2 separate regions of the Homo sapiens genome follow, and region 1 is linked to region 2. Evidence: read pairs that join two places in POLR2A ChIA-PET (ENCODE). Cell type or tissue: A673. All regions are shown on one strand. Each heading gives the region's core, and the rest is flanking DNA. Links, peaks and the distances in the headings are about the cores only. Region 1 overlaps CCDC90B-AS1 (CCDC90B antisense RNA 1). Region 2 overlaps DLG2 (discs large MAGUK scaffold protein 2).

Region 1 (5,387 bases), core at 170-5,169, 420 kb before region 2:
AAGATATTTTCTTTCTTTCTTTCTTTTTTTTGAGACAGAGTCTCGCTTTGTCGCCCAGGCTGGAGTGCAGTGGTGCGATCTCGGCTCACTGCAAGCTCCGCCTCCTGGGTTCACACCATTCTCCTGCCTCAACCTCCCGAGTGGCTGGGACTACAGGCGCCTGCCACCACGCCTGGCTAATTTTTTGTATTTTTAGTAGAGAGAGGTTTCACCATGTTAGCCAGGATGGTCTCAATCTCCTTACCTTGTGATCTGCCTTTCTCAGCCTCCCAAAGTGCTGGGATTACAGGCATGAGCCACCATGCCCAGCCGGACTCAAGATATTTTCATAAGCAATAACTCAATTTTGAGAGATAATTATCCTTGGGGAGGGAGGATTAGGTACATCCACATATATTTCTAAAAATTGAGATATGCTCAGTCCATTGTAACTGATAACAGGAGCGGGAGGGCACTCCTACTGCACATGCTGAGCTGTGATAGACAACAGATTCAATTTCCTTTGCAATCCTCTAAGTTGGGTCCTTTACAGTGGTGCAGCATGAAGAGTCTTGGGCTCAGCATCAAAACTGGGCTGTGCGGGAGGCGGAGCTTGCAGTGAGCCAAGATAGCGCCACTGCATTCCAGCCTGGGCAACAGAGCGAGACTCCGTCTCAAAAACAAAAACAAAAACAAAAACAAAACACACAACTGGGCTGTGGTTCCAGAGTTGGGTATACAACTTGCCCATTTTGTGTTTCAGTGTCAGCTTCAATAAAATGAAGGGAGTTGGACTATCTGACTGTTTAGATCTCTTCTAGCTGAAACAATATTTTCTAAATCTAAAATTCTGGACATTTGCAAAGGATTAAGTAAAGCATATTAAATGTTACAGGTCTCATTCTATTTGTTTTATCTGCTGAATTTGTTTTTTTTATAAGGCATCTTTTTGCTTTCACTTTTTTCCCTTCTTTGAGGGGGTGTTCTTAGAGTTCGTACTCTGCAGAATATTACATGTTGTTGACTTGCTGATTAATCTTTTAAAAAAAATTTAACATCTATATGGTGTTTTACACACTCCAAAGCAATTTCACTGTCATTATCTCACTCAGTGTTCACAATTAACCCCTGACTGGAATGATATTATTGATGCAATGGAAAATGAGTGGGTTTGGGAGTCAAAGATCCTGAGGCCAAATTCCAGTTCAACCCTTGTAAGTTAACGGAACTTGGGAAAGTTCCTTAACTTTGCTGAACCCTCCAATTTCCTCATCTTGAAAACCAGGAAGATGGTAACAATAAAATGGGTTTTTAGGTAAAGCACTTAGCAGCCTAATAGCTCAGCTTTTCCTTTAGCTTAGAAGAAAACTGGGAGGCCAGAAAGGTAAAGGACTCTCCTAGGTTAACAGCTGCTTGGGACAATCAAACTAGAGGAAGATAAGAGGTGAATCAAATTTAATACACCTGCAAAAACTGCATTTTGTTGATATGGTTTGGCTGTGGCGCCACTCAAAGCTCATCTTGAATTGTAGTTCCCATAATCCCCATGTGTTGTGGAAGGGACCAAATGGGAGGTAATTTAATCATAGGGGCAGCTACCCTCATGTTGTTCTCATAATGGTGACTGAGTTCTTACAAGTTCTGGTAGTTTCATAAGGGGCTTTTCCCCTTTTGCTCCTTCTCCTTTCTGCTATCACATTTGCTTGCCCTTCAGCCATGAAGTTTTCTGAGGCCTCCCCAGCCCTGCAGAACTGTGAGTCAATTAAAACTCTTTCCTTTATGAATTATCCAGTCTCGGGCAGTTCTTTATAGCAGCAAGGGAATAGACTAATACATTTGGTTTTCTCATACTTTTGTGTGAAAAATAAGGAACGGGTGCATTTAATAACTGGAAAGGGACTGTGGAGAGTGCTAGTTTGTGTAGGGAGCTCAGGAATTCTGAAACTTCTGGGTGGCCCTATCATTCATCCTTGCATCTAGTGAGCACTGAAAGCGCATATACTGTTTGCAAAAAGATCTGCTAGACCTCCAGGAATAATTAAAAAAAAAAAAAAAAAGGTGGGAGGGATCTGGAAGTTATAGCAAGGCCCTGAAGGCACAAGATTTTTCTTTTCTCTGTACTTTGCTGAGGTGAGGGAGTCCATCAGGCTAATGGTAGATGCTGGGTAGATTCTTAAGTCATTGGTTTATTCAGAAACTATGTTGGATACTATAGGCACCAGTTCTTGTCCTCCTCAAGTTGCTGATGGTCTAGAGCGGACAAGGCAATGACCCAGGAAAGACATGAATGCTCAAACAGAGGGATAAGAAGGGTGTTAACAAAAAAACCATGAGCTCTCTGGAGAAAAAGGGGAGAGCTGTATTTTCTTTTCTTTCTTTCTTTCTTTCTTTCTTTCTTTCTCTTTCTTTTTTTTTTTTTTTTTTTTTTGAGACAGGTTCTTGCTCTGTCACCCAGGCTGGAGTGCAGTGGCACGATCTCAGCTCACTGCAACCTCTGCCGCCTGGGTTTAAGCGATTCTCCTGCCTCAGCCTCCCGGGTAGCTGGGATTATAGGTATGCGCCACCATGCCTGGCTAATTTTTGTATTTTTGGTAGAGACGGGGTTTTGCCATATTGGCCAGGCTGGTCTTGAACTCCTGACTTCAGGTGATCCACCCACCTCAGCCTCCCAAAGTGCTGGGATTACAGGCATGAGCTACCGTGTCCAGCAGACAGCTTTATTTGCTTTCTTTCTTTTTTTTTTTTTTTTTTTTTTGAGACAGAGTCTCATTCTGTCGCCCAGGCTGGAGTGCAGTGGCGTGATCCCGGCTCACTGCAAGCTCTGCCTCCCGGTTTCACGCCATTCTCCCGCCTCTGACTTCCTGAATAGGTGGGACTACAGGCGCCCGTCACCACACCTGGTTAATTTTTTTTTTTTTTAATTTTTTTAGTGGAGACGGGGTTTCACCGTGTTAGCCAGGATGTTCTCCATCTCCTGACCTCGTGATCCACCTGCCTCGGCCTCCCAAAGTGCTGCGATTACAGGCGTGAGCCACTGTGCCCGGCCCGACAGCTTTATTTTCTATAAAAAGCAATCTGCAGATTGGGGAGATGCAGCCTCCAGGGTCAAGTGAAAGCATGCTCAGAGGAGAGGTCACGAAGTAGGAGATTATAAAGGCAAAAACTTCAGAGTAGACGAAGAGAGTCAAGGGAGTAGGAAACAGAGTATTGATTGGATGATCTTTAAGCCTAAAGTCACCAGTCTCTCTTAATTGGTTGGCTGGTTCCAGGTGGCTGGTTGGTGCCAGGTGACCTATTTGTAGACAGTTGGGTAATTTCCAACAGCTTGTATCTCTGCACCAGCGTCAAAAACTGGTTTGGCTTGATTGTAGAAAACTTTTTTTGTAGAGAACTGCATCTGTAAATACAGTTTCTACACTTTTACAGTATCTTTCCGAGAACAGAGAGTATGTGACCACTTTCTCACCCATGAGGCCATGGTCACCTCATTCTGTTTTAACTTTGAGCATCTCAGTTAGCCACAGGAGTCTATTTTGTCTGTCACTAGGTGCATACTTTAACAAGGGAAAGTGCTTCTGTCTGGGAAGATCACATAGACTTCCCAGAGAAAGTGATATTACAGCTGAATCTTCAAGGCTTAAGAGAAGTTTACCAGGCTGACAAGAAGAGAAGTCTTTCCAGTTAGAGGTGAGACAAAGCCTAGAGTATTTAAGGAACCACAAATAGTTAGAAATTTTTAGGGAAGAAGAAGAGGCAAGACTAGAGAGACAGGTGGTCAGGGTAAGATCCTAAAAATTTTAAATAGAATATTAAATTACATTACCCTATATGTAAGGAGAAGCCAGTAAGGTTACAAAAGAAGATAATACATCTACTGGGCCTCTCTGAGAGATCCTACAGACCACCACTCAGAAATGGACTCGGGTGTGTAAGAGTGGGAGCACGGTTTAGGAGGAACAACTGGAAGATTAAACAAATGCAAATTAATTGAAAATTCTAGTCACCCGAATGGTACGTAATTTTTAATTATTTTCCATACAAATTTAGAGGGAAATAATGCACTTTGCAAACACATTTCTATTTTGAAGCAGCTGTGGTTTAGTAGGCTGAACTTGAAACCAGTTTACATTCTGGCTTTATCACTTATAATCTACATCACAACAGGAAAGTTCCTTAAATTCCCTGCCTTAATTCCATCATCTGTAAAATAGAAATAATGTATCCTATCCGTAGGGTTGTCATGAGATTAGGATAATGCACATAAGGGTTTCTCATTCAGTAGTTAACCTGATATATTTTTATATAAATGTTTTTATTTTAATTTGCCAAATTAAGAAGTCAACTCTCTGAACATATTTAAATATGACTTAGAGTGTTCAATCTATAACAATTTGATTTGCACATGACATTCCAAAAACACATTTATTCCTTAAAATGAGACTTGATAGCATCCTCTTTGTAGTTTGTCTGTCCCTAAAGACAAGATTCTTAAAATGGTAGGTGGGAGAAAGAAGAAGAAGGAAACTAGGCAGGAAACTGTTAAATCACTAAATTATATGTTTTATCCTATCATTTGAATCATATGGTGACACTTAACCTTTCTAGCTTTCCTTTGATTTTTCTCTTTATCGCTCCAGTCACCTCAGACAAACCAATTAAATTTCATAAACCCTTTAAGGATTAAGTGTTCCCAGCATAGCCTCACTTAGAATTTCAAATGAGATGCTATCTTCTCAGAGCTTACTCAATTGTTCCTTTATCAACTCCTGTGATTTCCTAATGTCAGTCATTCGGCCAGCCTTATTAGGTAATTTCTATTCTTAGTGGGTAGTACAAAGAAGAGAAAAAGACAAATGTTTCAGATGTGGAATTAACAGTCTGGGCTCTGTGCAAAGCCTCCTGCAAAAAGGGCTTTCTCTCTCTACAGTCGAATACCATCTTACAATCTACGAATCACTTTGTAGTTTTTAAGGTGCTTTTAGAGACACTACAGTTTTTGATCCTCACACAAACTCTCAGTGTATGATAACCAGTATCTTACAAATGAGGAACTGTTGCTTACAAAAGGTTTGTGACCTACTTAAAAAATTCAGAATTAGCAACAGGCATGATTGGTACTTCAACCCAGGTCTCTCTGACTCTTAAGTCCAGTCTCCTGAAACACAGTGGTGTGAAAAACTGAGCCTGAGAGACTTTAATGAAAAGTCAAAATATTGTAAATTTATTTAAAGACCTATTGTAACTGATGCAAATGTATGAGCAACCTCTTCTCTGGTAGAAATGAAAGTAGACTTCTTGAGTTACTATAAAATACAAGTACAACTTAGAAATGTGTCTCTGTCTACGTAATTACAGTGTGTTTTAAAGTTTTAAAAACTGTATTTATTCAATACATGTTTATTGAGGGC
Region 2 (5,387 bases), core at 223-5,222:
AAATCATTATTGAATGTTTCAAATCCCATGGTACACAGAGACAGCAAATTACACAGATACAGATCTTTCCCCTTCTTCCGAGTGGGTGAAAGATAATTTCTGTGTGTTTAAAATGTATGGGGAAAAAAGGAAACATTTAGAAATTACCTTCTTGTAATAATTGTTATTTGATGGCATGTTTTAATCAGAAGACACAATAAACTAAACTTCATAGAACATCAGCTGGAAAGGGCCTTAAAACTAATCTCTTGAACCACCTTAATTAACAAACAATGGAATCCATGTTCAGAAAAGTGATATGACTTAGGCGTGCTCAATAAAGTTGCAGAGTGAGGGACAGGACGAGAAAAGTGCCTCATTACTCATTATTAAAGTTGAGGACTGACAAATAGCTATTCAAAGAGATGTGAGGGTAAACTATACTGGGCACCCAGAATATAGAGTGAAGTCAGAAAGTTTTAAAGCTGTCTTGCTTTATAGTCCTCTTTGCATATCTCTGTGCAACATTCTTTTACAGTTCTCTAACACCCTGAAATTCCTTATCAAATTGAAGGATTATCTAGTGAAGATCTGTGTTCATTTTGTAATACTTGTAGAGTCAAGAGTAGTATTAGAACCCTTTATTTCCATGCATTTGATCTGGGTGTTGCTAATGATAGATGTGAATCTAAGAGGTCTCCTTGTTGTCAAAATGTCTCTAGCACAAGGATTTATTTGGCTTTTTCCAGTATTAATGAGTGACTGATTTATGTCACTAAATGTCAACATACCCCTCAAATAATATAAAATCACAAGATGAAACTGTCAAAGATAAATATACTTTATTACGGAATGAAAGTTTTTATGGGGATGTTCGGAACTGTAATCATACAATGAGAGGAGGTTATATCTATTATTAACCTATAATCAGCTTTGTAAATATTTTTAACCCCTTTGATATGAGTTAAAGATGCACCATTCCCAGGATAGATAATGAGATGAAGAGAGTTTTCTAATTTAGGAGTTAGGAAGTGATACCTGCTTTTGTCCTTATTATATTACTCGAGGTCAAAAACTGGCTGTTAGGCATGGGGAGAGGTATGCAGCATGATTAATTATTAAGGAATCTGGAAAGGACCTTTCATGAATGAATCTGCAGACTGTTCAGGAATCATCTTTTTAGTCATATTCTACGCTGCTATGGGTTAGATGGAGGTTGGGGAGGAAACAAAGGCAACTAGGAGAAGGTTATTAAAAGGATACAATAAGTGAAGAGACTTCCTGGGAAGTGTCTAGTTGCTGGCAGAGGCCTTTTTCTGTTAGTAGAATGTGTACATGTGTGGGAGAGAGTTGTGGAGAAAGAAATGTCTAAGCAATAAAAATCTAGAGTCATGTAAAGTTTTATTTAAGTTTCTTTCCTAATATTTCAGTACAAATTAGAATATGATAACTAGATTAATTAGAACATAATTAATGTAACATATTAGGTGAAATTTAATACTTGGCAACAAAGAGTATCACTAAAGACAAGCTTATTGATAACAGATAAATGAATGGATAAGCAGCTGGCTGGCTGGCTGGATAAAGGGTGTGCACGAAGAAGGTAGGATGGAAAGAGAAAAACTGTAATATATTTGAACTACTTGTTGAAAAAAATAACTATTTCCAGATTTGTGGCTATTTTAAAAATTAACAATAGTTGCCTACACTTACAATAATGCTGTCATGTATACATCATTCAGTTGTGATACAGAAACAATAGCAATTAACAACAGTAACATGCTAGAAATGAAAGTGATGCAGTATGCCCGAGAAAGTGGTGAGGCTCCCTCAGAAATTTTTTGACCCCTTTATGTCCATTTGATTATAATAATCTCATTGCATTCCATTCCTTGGGCTATTAAAGCCACTCCCCATCATGAGCTACTACAGTAAATTTTAAAAATCAAGGAAATTACTAACTGCTCAGCTAGCCTCAGCTTTAACAGCTATACCAATTTTAAAATATTAAACGGCTTTCCTATCTAGATGCTGAACTTTAGTTCCTCCATATGTGAAATGAGTAAACTTGACAAGATTATCTTTAAGGATTCTTAAAACTTTTAATTTCTATTTCTTAGTGATTCTAGTTAAACTACACAGAATCTATCAAGTTAACTAGGTCGTGCATTCATTTCTCCTTATGTATTAAAAATGCAAAGAAAAGATGTAATGTTAGCGACAAAACTTTCAAGTAATGAAACTTATGCTTCTATCTCACCTAAGTTGGAATTTGCACTAGAAAACTGGTCTTGTCCAGTCCAAGTCGTGTACGGTACTTTCTGTTCTGAAAGCTTACTTAAATGTTCTCTGATGATTCTGATGCAATTTCTGATCAAGATCCACAGCTGGACTTTAAAAATCTTTCCTGGGTATTTGTGATGCAGTTACGTGAGTTGGGAAAATGTTTCAACATGCCACAGCTGCTCATTCATATGCATAAGCCTACATAGATGTTGATTTAAAGAAAGAAATATGTCTTGCATTGTAAGTATGCTTCTTGGATGGCGTATGTACTTTCATTTCTGAGAACCTTCAGGTACAGAAGGTGTCCATATTTTTCAAGGGATAAATTGCATATTCATGTCAAGCTTTCATTATATCTTTGACCCCATAGAGAAATGCACCGTGGTGTCCAACTGTGGTTTAAGCTCTGTGACAGTGGTTACCCCAAATAACATCAGAGTTTCACTTATTGCTGAAAAGAATAGTTTTCCTTCTGAATTAGCCTCACAATTTAAAAGGAGTGAAACAGATTATTTACATGAGTTTCTGCATTAAAGTGTGGTAAGCTATTCAAATTTTCAAATTTTATAGTGAAGCCTTAATGACTTTCCCTTGGTTCATAGAGGCATCTGTGAGGATAGGAATCAATGTTACTTCATCCCAACTCACTGCTTCTAAACTCACTTGCTGTAGAGGTCATAACTAAAGGCAATGAAGCCCGAATAGGTTCATTGTCTCACTAGCTGAGGAGTTCTAGCAAGACTTATGAATTTGCTTGATATTGGTATTTAGATGGGCGGGGTAGACAAAGTAGAGCTGAATGGCACATGAACTTCTTAGATCTCCTGCAGTTTGACCTATCCCTGCTAAAACCACTGAGCCATGACCAATCATTGGGTGACACATGCCAGAAATCAAATCTAGTGATGCAGCCTCATGTGACTTTGCCCAGTTCTCCAGGTAGAGGGAGTCCAACCCAACAGTGACAAGTGACAATTTTTGCAGGGTCTCCAAGTATGTTAGGGCAACGCCTCACAAACTCTAATGTGCATACAAGTTATCTGGGGAATCTTGATAAAATGCAGATTCTGATTCAGTAGGGTTGGGTTGAGACCTGAGATCTTACAATTCTAAGAAGGCTCTCATTTAATATCTATGCTTTTGGTCTGTAGACAACATTTAGTAGAACAAAACTCTAGAATAATTCATTTCTTCCTTCAGATGCCTGCATAGCTTACTCCCTCATTTCTTTTAGATCTTTGTTCAAATATCACCTTATTAGCATGGCTTTCTTGCCCACTATATATTTCTCTGTCACTATTGTCTTTCTCCTGCTGCTTCTTTCTTTATACTACTTATCACCATGTGACACATTTTACATTTATTTGAGAGGGGCTTTTTTGGTTCACTGCTTTGTTATTTCCTTATAACATGGACTGAGGCATAATAAGTATCCAGAAAAAAAATACCTATTGATTGAATGAATGTATAAATGAATAAATGAACCATGTGGTCACTCTGCCACAATTCCATAAACCAGACTACACTTATGAGTCTCCAGGCAATTATCAACTCTGCTTTTTGGGCTTTTCTTTTAACTCCAGTACCTTATTAAAGAATAAAGGGTGGATGAAATCAGGTCCCTTCACTATCTACCGAAGTTCCTCATCACTGGTAAGGACTGTACCATCCACGACTTCTTTTCTACCTGCAGGCCATTCTGAAATCCTGGCAGTCTCTCCAACAATGTCCTGAGAAGTCATATTCAAGGCAAAAGAATTTGTGGTTCTCACAGGGACCACTTGGCTCTTAACTCCATTTTGAGCTTTATCTAATACTAGCTACTGCCTACCTAGTTCTCCAAGTCAATATCTGTGGCTTATTATTTCAAACCTAATCAGTTATCTCACAATAAATGTAGATATTATTAGAAAGAAGGCAGCAAATACAGATCAGATTTACCCTGATCTGACTTGGGGAAATGCTGTGTTATCTTTTTTGAAAAATGTATAATTAGGTTGTAATCAATTCCCTTTTTATTCATCAATGGTGTCAAAGTTGAGTTTCAGAACTTGAAAAAAATGTTAGTGCTTTAATCATCTTATCTTTGTGCTATATTTCAAAACAACAGCTGTAGATTTTCTGCAATGCAGGGGAAATGGAGTTTATCTACTAGGGTTGCTAAAGGTTTTATGACTGAAAACCAAAAGGCACCATCTAAAAACTGTGTCAACACCAAATGTCCAAACCAGGGATTCAATTACCATCTCTGAATCTAATATAAAAACCCATGCCATTCCTTTAATAATTACTCAGCAAACATTTCTTAAGCACCTACTATTAATATATGTCAACACACTGAAAACATTATATTGCATTTAAATTAAGAGCAGACCCATTCAATAACTCATTAATAAACCATAGTCAAATTCATATTGCATGGATTAACACAAGATATAAAATGAGTGACAGAAGGGTCTATCACAGCTCCTAGTGCTGTCTAGGAGCTCACTCGAGTGGAGAGGTGTGCAAACTGTCATAATGGGCACACCAGGTGTTTACATACAGTTTTGGGGAACTCAGATAAAGAATCAATTAATGCTGACTAAGCAGATTAAAAATGGCTTTGTAGTGGAATTGACATCTGTGGGCTCTCAAGATGAGTAGGAATCCTGCAGGTGGAAAGGGAGAAAGGCAATTCTGGGTAGAGGATTCCACAGAGCAAAGGCATAGTTCAGGAACAAGTGTAAGAGCAGACAGCAGTCCTGTGTAGCAGGGGTACAATGAGAAAGGCTGATACTGTGGGTGGTGGAGGGGTGAGTGGGGTGAGTTGGCTGGGAATATATTGTGAAAGACAAGGAGTTAGTGCACAGGGATCTTGGTGTCATATCTCTTAGAAAGATAATTCTGAAATCAAAGGGGAAGGTTTCTGGGAAGGGTAAGGAAAGGGAAGGGGTACCTGTGGGTGCACATGTGTGTAAGACATTATATTTCCTTCTGTGAAGTGGCATTACAGCAACTTCACTAACTGGGTATAGGTAATTAAAGGTTTGACAATAATTAACTTTGCATAGTGCTTAAATGGAATTATTATTGAAGTACAATGTATGTAATCCTCTTGAAAGAAAGAAAAACAACTTCAT

What was found. ChIA-PET counts read pairs that join two places held together with the same protein. Peaks named below come from ENCODE experiments on the same cell type or tissue, not always from the same donor. Only the 100,000 strongest peaks of a DNase experiment are listed, where the experiment ranks them.
Region 1: POLR2A ChIA-PET joins it to region 2 with 7 read pairs; 1 of 35 experiments calls an interaction of 5 or more read pairs at or near these places.

Annotation. Positions count from the first base shown.
Region 1 is chr11:83,358,775-83,364,161 of GRCh38, forward strand. The region is part of intron 1 of CCDC90B-AS1 (CCDC90B antisense RNA 1); the gene reads left to right. Among named protein-coding and RNA genes, the nearest start is that of CCDC90B, 75 kb to the left of the region's middle. In A673, for the core only: no CTCF peak of the experiment used is centred there; a DNase peak (open chromatin) is centred at 4,697; H3K4me3 peaks cover 498 bases; H3K27ac peaks cover 430 bases.
Region 2 is chr11:83,777,673-83,783,059 of GRCh38, forward strand. The region is part of intron 18 of DLG2 (discs large MAGUK scaffold protein 2); the gene reads right to left. Among named protein-coding and RNA genes, the nearest start is that of DLG2-AS2, 140 kb to the left of the region's middle. In A673, for the core only: no CTCF peak of the experiment used is centred there; a DNase peak (open chromatin) is centred at 2,409; H3K4me3 peaks cover 843 bases; H3K27ac peaks cover 2,164 bases.